4 separate regions of the Homo sapiens genome follow, and all the other regions are linked to region 3. A link is a contact called in ENCODE Hi-C or POLR2A ChIA-PET data. All regions are on one chromosome and are shown on one strand. Each heading gives the region's core, a stretch centred on a gene start or an enhancer-like site at or near the end of the contact. The rest is flanking DNA. Distances are from core to core; before and after follow the strand shown.

Evidence for each region. Hi-C counts contacts between places; a loop is a spot of excess contacts on that map. ChIA-PET counts read pairs that join two places held with the same protein, here RNA polymerase II (POLR2A). Pooled maps may share reads with other maps.
Region 1: a loop to region 3 is called in a pooled map, with 5 times the contacts of the local background. The contact joins the promoter of SPTAN1 here to the promoter of TOR1A in region 3. A Hi-C loop is called at or near these places in 6 of 50 pooled maps.
Region 2: a loop to region 3 is called in a pooled map, with 8 times the contacts of the local background. The contact joins the promoter of URM1 here to the promoter of TOR1A in region 3. A Hi-C loop is called at or near these places in 1 of 37 single-sample maps with no recorded cell type and 3 of 50 pooled maps. POLR2A ChIA-PET finds 5 or more read pairs at or near these places in 2 of 52 experiments (BJ and activated B cell).
Region 4: a loop to region 3 is called in a pooled map, with 10 times the contacts of the local background. The contact joins the promoter of ODF2 here to the promoter of TOR1A in region 3. A Hi-C loop is called at or near these places in 4 of 50 pooled maps. POLR2A ChIA-PET finds 5 or more read pairs at or near these places in 2 of 52 experiments (K562 and activated CD4-positive, alpha-beta T cell).

What each region holds. Positions count from the first base shown.
Region 1 is chr9:128,551,150-128,553,849 of GRCh38, reverse strand. It overlaps SPTAN1 (spectrin alpha, non-erythrocytic 1), which reads right to left and starts at 1,263. Exons shown (of 57, transcript NM_001130438.3): 1 at 1,154-1,263. LOC101929270 (a long non-coding RNA gene) reads left to right here and starts at 1,437. Exons shown (of 4, transcript NR_188457.1): 1 at 1,437-1,482. RefSeq lists a silencer at 850-1,619.
Region 2 is chr9:128,370,047-128,372,746 of GRCh38, reverse strand. It overlaps URM1 (ubiquitin related modifier 1), which reads right to left and starts at 1,373. Exons shown (of 5, transcript NM_030914.4): 1 at 1,332-1,373. The coding sequence starts at 1,366. RefSeq lists enhancers at 1,175-1,274, 1,338-2,201, 2,202-2,700.
Region 3 is chr9:129,822,819-129,825,518 of GRCh38, reverse strand. It overlaps TOR1A (torsin family 1 member A), which reads left to right and starts at 1,383. Exons shown (of 5, transcript NM_000113.3): 1 at 1,383-1,611; 2 at 2,673-2,700. The coding sequence starts at 1,434. RefSeq lists an enhancer at 1,189-1,498 and a silencer at 1,909-1,998.
Region 4 is chr9:128,454,596-128,457,295 of GRCh38, reverse strand. It overlaps ODF2 (outer dense fiber of sperm tails 2), which reads right to left and starts at 1,290. Exons shown (of 21, transcript NM_001351578.2): 1 at 1,041-1,290. The coding sequence starts at 1,204. RefSeq lists enhancers at 9-744, 1,338-1,387, 745-1,480, 1,518-1,607, 1,481-2,217 and 1 more and silencers at 138-187, 398-547, 578-677, 808-1,117.

The DNA.
Region 1 (2,700 bases), core at 14-2,513, 1.3 Mb after region 3:
CACATTATGAAAATACTTCATATGGCCTCTCTCCTGTTCTTCCCGAACAGCCATGATGGTAAGTTTTTCTAAAATAACATGATGAAGACAGAACAAAGGGCTTAAATATTTTAGGATCTATTATATAAAAGAGATCTGATTAGATGTTGGAACAGTTCAAGCATCATCTCAACCCAGCTTTCTGAGCTATTTAGGCTTTTCATTTAAAACATATTCAACTTTTAACAAGGCGCTTATTTAAAATATATTTTACTCTAGTACATCAGAGACTTTTGAAAGCGATGTTCTAGGGGAAGCGTCTAATCAAATTCTCAGGGACAGCTTTCAAACAAAAGACTGTTCTATCATTCAACAGTGGTATGGTAGAATTTTTGACACTGTATCTCGACTCGAAAGACCCAGTCCCAGGAAACACACACACAAACAAGAACGCTAAGCTATTAAGTTATTTGATTTGAGCCACATACCATGCAAGCACTGCATTTACCTATTATTTACAAGCAAATCACAACTAGGAAGAAAGAAAAATGTTTATTACAAGGAAAGAAAAGGAGACGGCCAGTCTCAGACCCTTCTGCGTTCAGAGAGACGGCAGAGATTCGCCATGCAGGATGAAATTAAGGTCAGAGAGCCGTTTACGCTATGCTCGGGCTCCCCGGGCTCTTCCTCCCTCTACGGCTGGCCGGCATTGCTGGTGCGATTCGGAAGAACGAGCTGCAGAAGTCGCTCCCGGCCGAGGGAAGGGACCGGGGGCGGTGCGGGGAGCGTTCTGCAGGGAGGCGGCTGGCGAAGATCCCGACGAGGGAGCCCCCACCCACCTGCCGCAGCCGGATGGGGCAGGGCAGGGCCGCGCCGCAGCCAGGCTTGGGGGTGGTTGGGAGGGACCCGGCGGCCTCGCGCCCCCTCCCCCCGTCAGTGACATTCCAGCGGCGGCGCCGAGCCTCGGCCCGGCTGCTCCTCCGCAGCCCACGCGCCACAAAAGCAGCGGCAGCGGCTTCCCCCACTCAGCCGAATGGAGGCAGCCCCGCGGCCCGCCCGGCTCACCTGTCCGCGCGCCGGCCCCGCCCCGCCTGAAGAGCTGCCCAGCTCCCACCCGGGGGTCGGCTGCCCGGGGCCCCGCTCCCTCCCGGAGCTCCCCGGCTGCCCCTCTCACCGGCTCTCGGGGGGTGAGGGGCGTGGGTGCGTCGGGCCGAGGGGTGCTGAAGGACCGAGGAGCCTCCGCGGCCTCCGCTCCACACCGTTCACTCCGCAGCGGGTAGTGGCGGCGACGCGCGCGCCCCGCCTCTTTTATAAGCGGCTACGCGCGCTCCCGCGGCGGGCGGGCGCGAGCGCCGGGGGAAGCGCCCCGGCGCTGCGCGAGGGGTGGGGGAGCGCGCCGGCGGAGCAAAGGGGGCGGTGCTCCCGCCGGCTCGCCGCCCGACCGCCCGGCGGAAAGGGCCGAGCGATCCCGGAAGGAGCCGAAGCGACAATGCGGGGGAAGAGGTGAGCGAGGGGCGGGCCGCGGGAGGATGGGGAAATGGGGCGCGCGCAAGGGGTGAGGGGTGATGGTGCAGTGAGGTCACTGCCTACGCCCTGGCGGTAGAGACGCTCCCGCCTCACCTCCCTCCCCGCAGCTTGCGCCCCGCCACCGCCCGCCCTGCGGACAGTCGTCTGCATCGCACCACTCCGCCCTGGGAGCTCTTCCAGGACTGCGGAGAAGGGCGGGGCGGGGGTATCGCTGCAGTCTGGCTGGGGATGCTGCGCGCCCCGGCCGGAAAAACGCCCAGTCCCAAAGGGTGAGATCACCCGAGTGCGTCTCTTCCTGCTCACTTTCCCGAGGAGGAGGCTGGCGCTGGGGTCCCAAGTCAGCCTAATTCGGTGGGGGCTGGGGTCAAGAAGACGCGGATGATTTGGGGCCCCGGGTTTGAGGAGGTGGTGAGAGGAAAAGGCCAAATCCGAATCAGAAAAAAAATTAAGTCGACTAATTTGGGGCATAAAGCTGTCATTCTGGGATTTGGAGAGTTAATTTCTTATGTTCTTGGAGATTATGGGGGAGGAAACGGCAGCGGCAAAATAATAATTTCTTACATTCCTGCAACAAAAGCTTTCTCACAGGTCGCCAGTGGAATAGGCTACATTCATCCTATTTCATAAACAAGACATTAAGGTTCTTTCTGGCACAATTAATCGAACTTGCCTTGTGTACTAGGCACTATGCTAAGTATTTCGTGTTACCTTTTCATTTCTTAATCTTTGCAATAATTTTATGAGATGTTTTCCCATTTTACAAATGGGCACTCTTACATAATGCTCATGTAGGCTAAGTCTCTTGGCCCAGGTCAGGCAGCTACCAATTGGAAGAGCTAGGATTTACATCTCAGCAGTCAGAACCTTCCCTTTGCAACCGTATGTGTATTGCCTTCAAATAGGAAAGGGAGGCATTTTGATGCGGGTGGCTGCTGGGGTGCAGAAAGAGAAAAATAAGATTCTCAGAATTTCTGATACTTAAAGTCCTAGCAGTTTAAGGTCCTGGCTCTAAACTCTGTAGCCAGAAGCCCTGGATTAGGAAGCCCTTTCCCTATCCCCATTCCGGTGACAGCTGGGCCGCAGCCACTGGGAGTAACACCCAGATCATTCCTGTGCAGTCAGGCAGACGGGGAGCTCTGCAGCTTAGGAAGGCTTCAGCCTCCTGGTTACCAAGCAGCTCTCCTCTTTAAATAA
Region 2 (2,700 bases), core at 124-2,623, 1.5 Mb after region 3:
TCTGCTGAGGCCTGTCAAGGAAGCAGGGATCCTCCTAGAATCCCAGGCTTTGGGGAGTGTAGCTGGGCCAAGGGTCAGTGAGGCAAAACAGTGAGGAGTCCAGACCAATACAGTTCTAATTGGATCCAAGCAGCCAGACAATATCAATTAAAATGCACTTAGTCATGAGACTTACCCCCCTTCTAAGGGGCAGAAATGCTGAACGCTGTAGGGCACGGACAGACTTCTATTTATCTTTGTATCCTCAGTGTCTGGCTTGCTGCCCGGCACATGGTAGGCACTCAATAAATGGCTGGTGAATGAACTACCCAATTAAGGGAAAACATGAAAGAAATGGGAGGCATCCAATGAGAAGAAAGGCACTGGGCAGAGGTTTTAGATTCCCATCCCAGACTTTTCCTGTCACATAGACCTTGGCTTATCTACACACACACAGGCACACACACACACCTACCTATTCCACACACACACACACACATCCCTACCTATTTCCTCTTTTCCACGTGATACTGTAAAGTACACCACCCATCTTTCAAGGCCTGTTTCTTTGCCTTCTCTCTAAGCTCTGCAGTTTCCCTCAGCTTTGAAACCATATGACAAACCTGTTTGTAGGAAGCACAAATAGTGCCTTGGGTAGACTTCCTCCCTGCTCTGTGTTTCTTCAGTAACTGGTGTGTGTCCCAATCTCTGCATTTTTCATCTTGTGTATACTATACTGTCCCTGTTAGTTCCCTTCAGTGTGATTTCTTATTTGTCCCCGTGTCTCCACCTGACTCCAGTTCTGCAGAAGGCAATCAGCAAGTTTACTGACTGTCCTGAAGGAGGCTCAGGTCTGTTTACCATCCCCAAGTCTTAGGAAAGAAAAAGAAAAAAGTCCCGCCCTGGCCACTACATCCCACGAGAAACAAGACCTTAATAACAGTGTAAAAAGAAACTGCTGCCCAAAGAATGAAATCAGCGGGTGGAGGGTGGTCCTTCTAGGTTCTAGGAGCTCAGATGCCAAACAGATGGGATTGGTCCGAGATAGGAATGGAAAAGAAGAGAGAGAGGCTGCCTGCTAACAGTCACGACCTCCGACTCCGGCGGAGCACAGGGCACCGAGTGGTACACAGAGAGCATTTCCCTCCCAATGTGCGCCTCTATTTCCGGACAGACGGCCTCACTGCCAAGAGAGACTGGCCTCTCAGACTCTCCTAGGCGGGTAGCGTAGCTCACAGCGGGCACTGGGACACCCAGTGATTCGGCCGTGTCAGGCCCCACGGCAGAAGGAAAGGAATTCTGGGCCCGACGACTTCAATCCATCCCCACGGCGCCCCAGCTCTGTGACTCACCCGAACTCCACCTCCACTGACAAGGGCGCAGCCATGTTGAGGAAGCCGAGCTCGCAGGAAACTCCCCTCAACTTCCGGCGCGCCCGCAAATTTCCGGGCGTCTCCGGGTGCCGCGGACGGAAGAGGCGGTGCCCAGGGATCCAGCTTCGTCAGCTGTTGGAGGAAGTCATCGAGGGGAGGGGAGGGGAGGGGAGGGCAGCGGAGGGAAAGGGGTGGCAGAGGGACTATCACCGGCGCTGTTGGGGCTGTGAATCGGTCTCCTTCCGTCTTTCACCGACTGGGCTCAGAGACCCAGGGTGGGAAGCGCCTTGTACGGGACCACAAGCAGGCGGAGGAGAGCCCCCAGGTTTTTTGCGACGTGACCGTGAGCCACGTAGCTGCTTATCTTGCATGAGTTAGAATCTCTTCAGTCTACACACCGCTTGGGCCAGCCCATCTACTCGTCTGGTTGGAATTATAAATGACTCCCAGATCTTTATTTCCGACCCAGAATCTCTCCTGAGCGGGCGACTCGCTATCCAGCCGCCCCCTTTGCTGTCGATTTGGAAGTCACTCGTTCAACAGCTGTTCATTGCGCCTCCCTGTGCCAGGCATTTTGATCGGTGCTAGTGGTAAAGGGGATGGGCAAGGTTCCTGCCTTTAGGGCACTCACAGTCTAGCGGGGAGACTAACTGTAATCAAATAAGCATACTAAGACATGTACAACCTCAAACTTAAATAAAGGAACTGAAGTTATAGGAACTTCAAAAAGAAAACTGAGTAGACTGGACTTGCTGGGCTCTAAAACCTGAGTAAACTAGGTGGCTGTGAGGGGAGAGAAACCTCTAGGAGCATTCCAGTGAGGAGGACAAAAGGCCCAGAGGCTCTGGGTGAGAACATGCTGGAACATGGAGAGGAAGGTGGAAGTTAGGGAGCCTGACTTTCATCCATCTAGAGAGGGAGCTGCAAAGGTGCTCAGGGGCCAACCCCTGCCTTGTAAGCAGGTAAACATTTCAGTCTCTAGGAGCAGTGGGAGACTACTGAAGGGTTTTGGGAGACAGTGACATTTTAGAATTGTGTTTTAAAATATAATTTCTGGCTGCAATATGGAGAATGATTTGAGGGGAATAAGGAAAGAGACACGGAGACCACTGGAGCCTGTTGCAAAAGCTCAGGGCAGGCCGGGCGCGGCGGCTCAGGGCAGGCCGGGCGCGGCGGCTCACGCCTGTCATCCCAGCAATTTGGGAGGCCGAGGCAGGCGGATCACGAGGTCAAGAGATCAAGACCATCCTGGCCAACATGGCAAAACCCTGTCTTTACTAAAAAAATACAAAAATTAGCTGGATGTGGTGGCGTGCGCCTGTAGTCCCAGCTACTCGGGAGGCTGAGG
Region 3 (2,700 bases), core at 134-2,633:
AAATCCCCGACTCCTTACGTGTGGGCTGTGCATGGGGACGTCCTTCCAAAGAGTACAGTAGAGAAAAGAGGGGTGGGGGGACCTGACAAACACTACTTCAGTCAAGTGATCAAGTCAGCACCAACAGTGGTAAGTAACGTTGAACAGTAAGAACCCTTCCTTGGTAGGATGTGATGAGCATAGCACTTTACCTCTGTGATCTTCCTTCCAAAACGCCATAACGCTTGTCTAATCCTGAGAAAAACATCAAATCCCAATAGAGGGCCAGCCCACCAAAGATTTGGCCAGTACTCCTCAAAACTATCAAGGTCATCAAAAATAAAAAGCTGAGGCCAGGCGCGGTGGCTCACGCCTGTAATCCCAGCACTTTGGGAGGCTGAGACGGGCAGATCATGAGGTCAGATCAAGACCATCCTGGCCAACATGGTGAAACCCCGTCTCTACCAAAAATACAAAAATTAGCCGGGCATGGTGGTGTGTGCCTGTAATCCCAGCTGCTCAGGAGGCTGAGACAGGAGAATCGCTTGAACCTGGGAGGCAGAGGTTGCAGTGAGCTGAGATCATGCCACTGCACTCCAGCTAAAATAAAAATAAAAGGCTGAGACACTGTCATTAACAGTAGTCTAAGACATGACAACGAAATATAATGTGGTATCCTGAATGGAAACCTGCAGCAGAAAAAGGCATTAAGTAAAAGGAAGGAAATCTGAATAAACTACACTTTAGTTAATATGACAACAGTGCATCGTTAATTTTAACAAATGTAGCACACTAATAATGTAAGATTTTAGTAATAGGGGAAATTGCAGGGATGGGTGGCACATGGGAACTCTCTACTATCTTCTCAATTTTTCTGTAAATCTGTTCTAAAAAATAACGTCCGTTATTATTATTATTATTATTATTATTATTTGCGGGGAGGGGACACAGTCTTGCTCTGTCTCCCAGGCTGGAGTGCAGTGGTGAGATCTCGGCTCACTGCAATCTCCGCCTCCTGGGTTCAAGCGATTCTCATGTGTCAGCCTCCCCAGTAGCTAGGGCTACAGGTGCCTACCACCACACCCGGCTAATTTTATATTTTTAGTAGAGACGTGGTTTCACCATGTTGGTCAGGCTGGTCTCGAACTCCTGACCTCAGGTGATCCGCCCGCCTCAGCCTCCCAAAGGGCTGGGATTACAGGCAGGAGCCACCATGCCTGGCAAAAATAACGTCCATAAACAAAAACACGTGGCCAACAGGGGCGGAGCAGAACCGAGTTTCCGGAAGCAAAACAGGGCTTTGTACCGAACAAAGATGGCGGCCGCCGGCGTCGGGAGGAGGGCTGCCCTGAAGAAAGATGGCCTCCGCGAGAGGAGGAACCGGAAGCGTGGGTCTGGCGGCTGCACCGGTTCGCGGTCGGCGCGAGAACAAGCAGGGTGGCGCGGGTCCGGGCATGAAGCTGGGCCGGGCCGTGCTGGGCCTGCTGCTGCTGGCGCCGTCCGTGGTGCAGGCGGTGGAGCCCATCAGCCTGGGACTGGCCCTGGCCGGCGTCCTCACCGGCTACATCTACCCGCGTCTCTACTGCCTCTTCGCCGAGTGCTGCGGGCAGAAGCGGAGCCTTAGCCGGGAGGGTAGGCTGGGGCGGGGGCTGGAGGCTGGGGCTGGGGCTGGGGCTGGGCGATGGCACTAGGGCTGAACTAGGACCAGGGCATGGAGAATGGAGGATGGAGGCCGGGGGATGGCACCAGGGCCGGGCTAGGACTAGGGCTGGAGCGGGGCCTGGGGGCTGGGGCTGGGCGATGGCACTAGGGCCGGGTTGGGGCTGGGGCTGGGGCTGGGGGATGGAGCGGGGCCCGGGGGCTGGGGGTGGGGCTGGGGGATCGCACTAGGGCTGGGTTAAGACCAGGGCGGTTGGCTGGGGCTAGGGGATTGAGGATGGTGGATGGAGGCTGGGGGATGGCAGTAGGGCCGGGCTAGGACTGGGGCTGGAGCGGAGTTTGGGGGCTGGGGCTCAGGAGCGGGGGCTGGGGCTGGGGCTGGGGCTGGGGGATGGCACTAGGGCCAGGCCGGGGTAGGGGTCACATCCCAGGAGGGCCGGGCCTGGGCAGAGCTGAGTCCGCGGGGGCCGGACCCCGGAAGCCAAGCGGCCGGCCTGCAGGATGAGGCCTGGCTCCTCGGCCATGACCACAGACGTGCCAGACTTAAGTCGGAGACCTGAGGAGCCAGGCTGCAGGTTGGCCTACTTTGCGCTAAGCTGGGGGTGGACCAGTGGTAACCTCCCTCCGAAGTGGGTTCTGCCTCCTTTCTAGCCTAGCGGGAGACAGGAAGGATGGTGAGGACTCTTCCGCAGCCGACCAGGAGGGACCAAACTGTTTCCTTTCCCGGCTCTGCCTTGGGGTGGGAGGAGCAGCACAGGGGTTAGGGGTGCAAACTGGTGGCAGTGGCAGTGGCACCAAGGGGCTTTTCGGGAAGGAGTCGGGCCAGGGCTTTAGAATAGGCAGGACCAGCAAAGGGAGGGCTCCCTGGACCGCCGTCCCCTCTGGGCCAGGAGCTTACAGACCGCAGTACTTGAGGTTTCGCAAGGTGCTTGGAGGGCGTCTAGACGGCTTTGCTGGCTTTCTTATGGGCTGTAAATGTGGCTACATTTTGCCGCTGTTTCTTCCCCACTCCTGATTGGCTTTGTCTTTCCCAGCACTGCAGAAGGATCTGGACGACAACCT
Region 4 (2,700 bases), core at 41-2,540, 1.4 Mb after region 3:
GTCCTCTCTGAGGGGAGAAGGGTGGAAGCTTTGGGGTTGGCAGTTGGATGAAAACTTGGGAGGCGCTCCTCTACTGTCCAAGTCGCACAGCAACTGTCCTGCCAAAGTAGGGGGAAATAGTAGAGGCTGAGCGACCTGGGGGCAGAGGGGAGGAAGGGGAGGGGACGGGGCAGAACCGCGAGGGAAAGGACCACCGCGCCCGGGTCCCACGCGGAGGACTGCCGGTGGCTACCGGGGGAAACCTGAGGCGCCGGCGGACGTGCGGAGAGGGCGGGTGAGAACCGCTCGGCCCCAAGTGGGCCCCAGAGGGCCAGAACCGCGCAGGGAGCCGCGGGGATGCTGGGGCGGGGCCGGACAACTGTCTCCTAGGAGAAGGGGCGTTACGGAAGAACAGATGCCCGAGAGGACCAATAGTGTTTAAAGGAGGGAGGCGCGGAGGTTGCACGGGCCCCGGGCGCCCCGCCGCGAGGGAAAACCGAACAGAGTTCTGAGCAGGATAGACGCCGGGCTGGGAGGGGGCGGGCGGGACCCCCCCCCGCCGGGCGAGGGCCCTGGCAAGCCGGAGACGGTGCCCGGGGGACAGCGCTGCCTACGGAGGGCGTACAAGTGACTGCCATGTGGAGGCCCGAGGAGAGGACGAGGCGGTCGGGGCGATGCCGCCGACGGGCAGCAGAGCGAGGGAGAGCCTCTGTCGGCGGAGAGAAGGGACGGCCACCCACCAGCAGGCAGGAGGGTACCGGTTTCTGCCCATAGAGAGAAAGGTGAAGCCCTGCCCGCGGGCGGCAGAGGAGGGGCAGAGCCCCGTGGTAGCCAAGAGAGGAAGGAGGCGGCCGACCGCCCGTTAGCGGGAGGAGGAGAGGCCCCGCGCCGGTGGGCGGGGCGGGGGCCCAGGTTCTGACAGGAGGGGGACGAGCGCAACGCGGCGGGGAACCCAGGACCCGACGGCCCCGCGGGGTCGACCGCGCCGGGGGTGCGAAGGCGACGGTCTCGCCCGCGGTGCCCCGGAGGGCGCTGGATCCCGCCTGCCGGCGGCCTCTCACCAGGAGCGACACGGCTGCGCCCAGAAACGCCGCCTTATGAAGTCGTTGAAGTCGGAGGCCAGGGTCGTGCCATGGAGACGCCGCGGCGGATGCAGTCTGGCTCTGGCAGCGGCTCCTCCCCGCTTCCGCCTCCTTTTCCGACACCCGGTCGGCAGCTCGCCCATTGGCCAGTTCAAACCCCCCCGGGAGCCGCTTGGGTTTCGCCATCGAGGCCCAGCCCCTAGCGTCACAGAGATGCCCCGCCCCGCCAGAAGGGCCGCCCACTTCCGGGCCACGCGTCCCGTCACCAAGGAGACGTGCTACGCGTCCAGCGGGCCTGGCCGGGTCTCGCCCCCCATTCAAGGCCTTTCCCGCTCGGCCCTGTTTCCCCTGCCTTGGATCCTCCCGGATTCCCCTCACTCAAAGGAGCGTACGGTTCCGACGCCCTCCCCTCGGTACCCACCAGGAAACTAGGCTCACAGAGGACCCATGGAACTAGTTATTGGGAGCTGCACACTGCCTCCGAAAATCCAGCCCTGCCCCTAGTCCACTATTAATGCGGAGATGGAGTCGGCTTCTGCGCATTCCCCGGCCTCTCCCCTGCCCACATCGCCTCTGTCTTGGCCCCAACAGGAGAAAGGGTCGGCATTCCCCTTGCTGTTCTGTTCACTACCTTCCTGCACTTTTTTTTTTTTTTTTTTTTTTTTTTTTTTTTTTTTTTTTGAGACAGATTCTTGCTCTGTTGCCCAGGCTGGAGTGCAGTGGCGCGATCTCGGCTCACCGCAACCTCCGCCTCCCGGGTTCACGCCATTCTCCTGCCTGAGCCTCCCGAGTAACTGGGACTACTGGCGCCCGCCACAACGCCCGGCTAATTTTTTTTTGTATTTTTAGTAGAGACGGGGTTTCACCGTGTTGGGCAGGATAGTCTCCATCTCCTGACCTCATGATCCACCCGCCTCGGCCTTCCAAAGTGCTTGTATTACAGGCTTGAGCCTCCGCGCCCGGTCTACTACCCTCCTGCACTCTCTATGCCGCTCTGTGTACAGACCTATTCTGATGAGGTCCTTGCTGGTCCGCCATCTTCTCAATTATGCTTCACTGTCAGCCAGTCAGGGGAGGTCTGTCACGTGGCTCATAATGCCGCCCTGGAATCTGGGAGACCTGAACCACCTCCGGGCCAACTGGGCCACAGTCCCTTGACCTTTCTCCAGTGACCCCGCAGCACCTTAGCCACACAGCTCCAGGGTCACACAAGTGTTTCACCTGCAATCCTAAAGTCAGACTCGCAAACAAAACCTGCTTTTCCGCCTCGCTTTCACAGTATACTGCATACTGAATTTGTTCTGTAATGTCAGGGAGCTCCCCAATCCCTTGATCCATTCATTGTCTCTCTGTTGAATAATTGATAGATTTCCTAATCCTCATTAACCATTTAAGACTGCGGTGGCTCACGCCTGTAGTCCCAGCACTTTGGGAGGCTGAGGCAGGCGGATCACCTAAGGTCAGAAGTTCAAGACCAGACTGCCCAACATAGCGAAACCCCGTCTCTACTAAAAATACAAAAATTAACCGGGCATGGTGGTGTGTGCCTGTAATCCCAGCTACTAGGGAGGAGGAGGCAGGGAGAATTCCTTGAACCTGGAAGGCGGAGGTTGCAGTGAGCCAAAATCACCACTACACT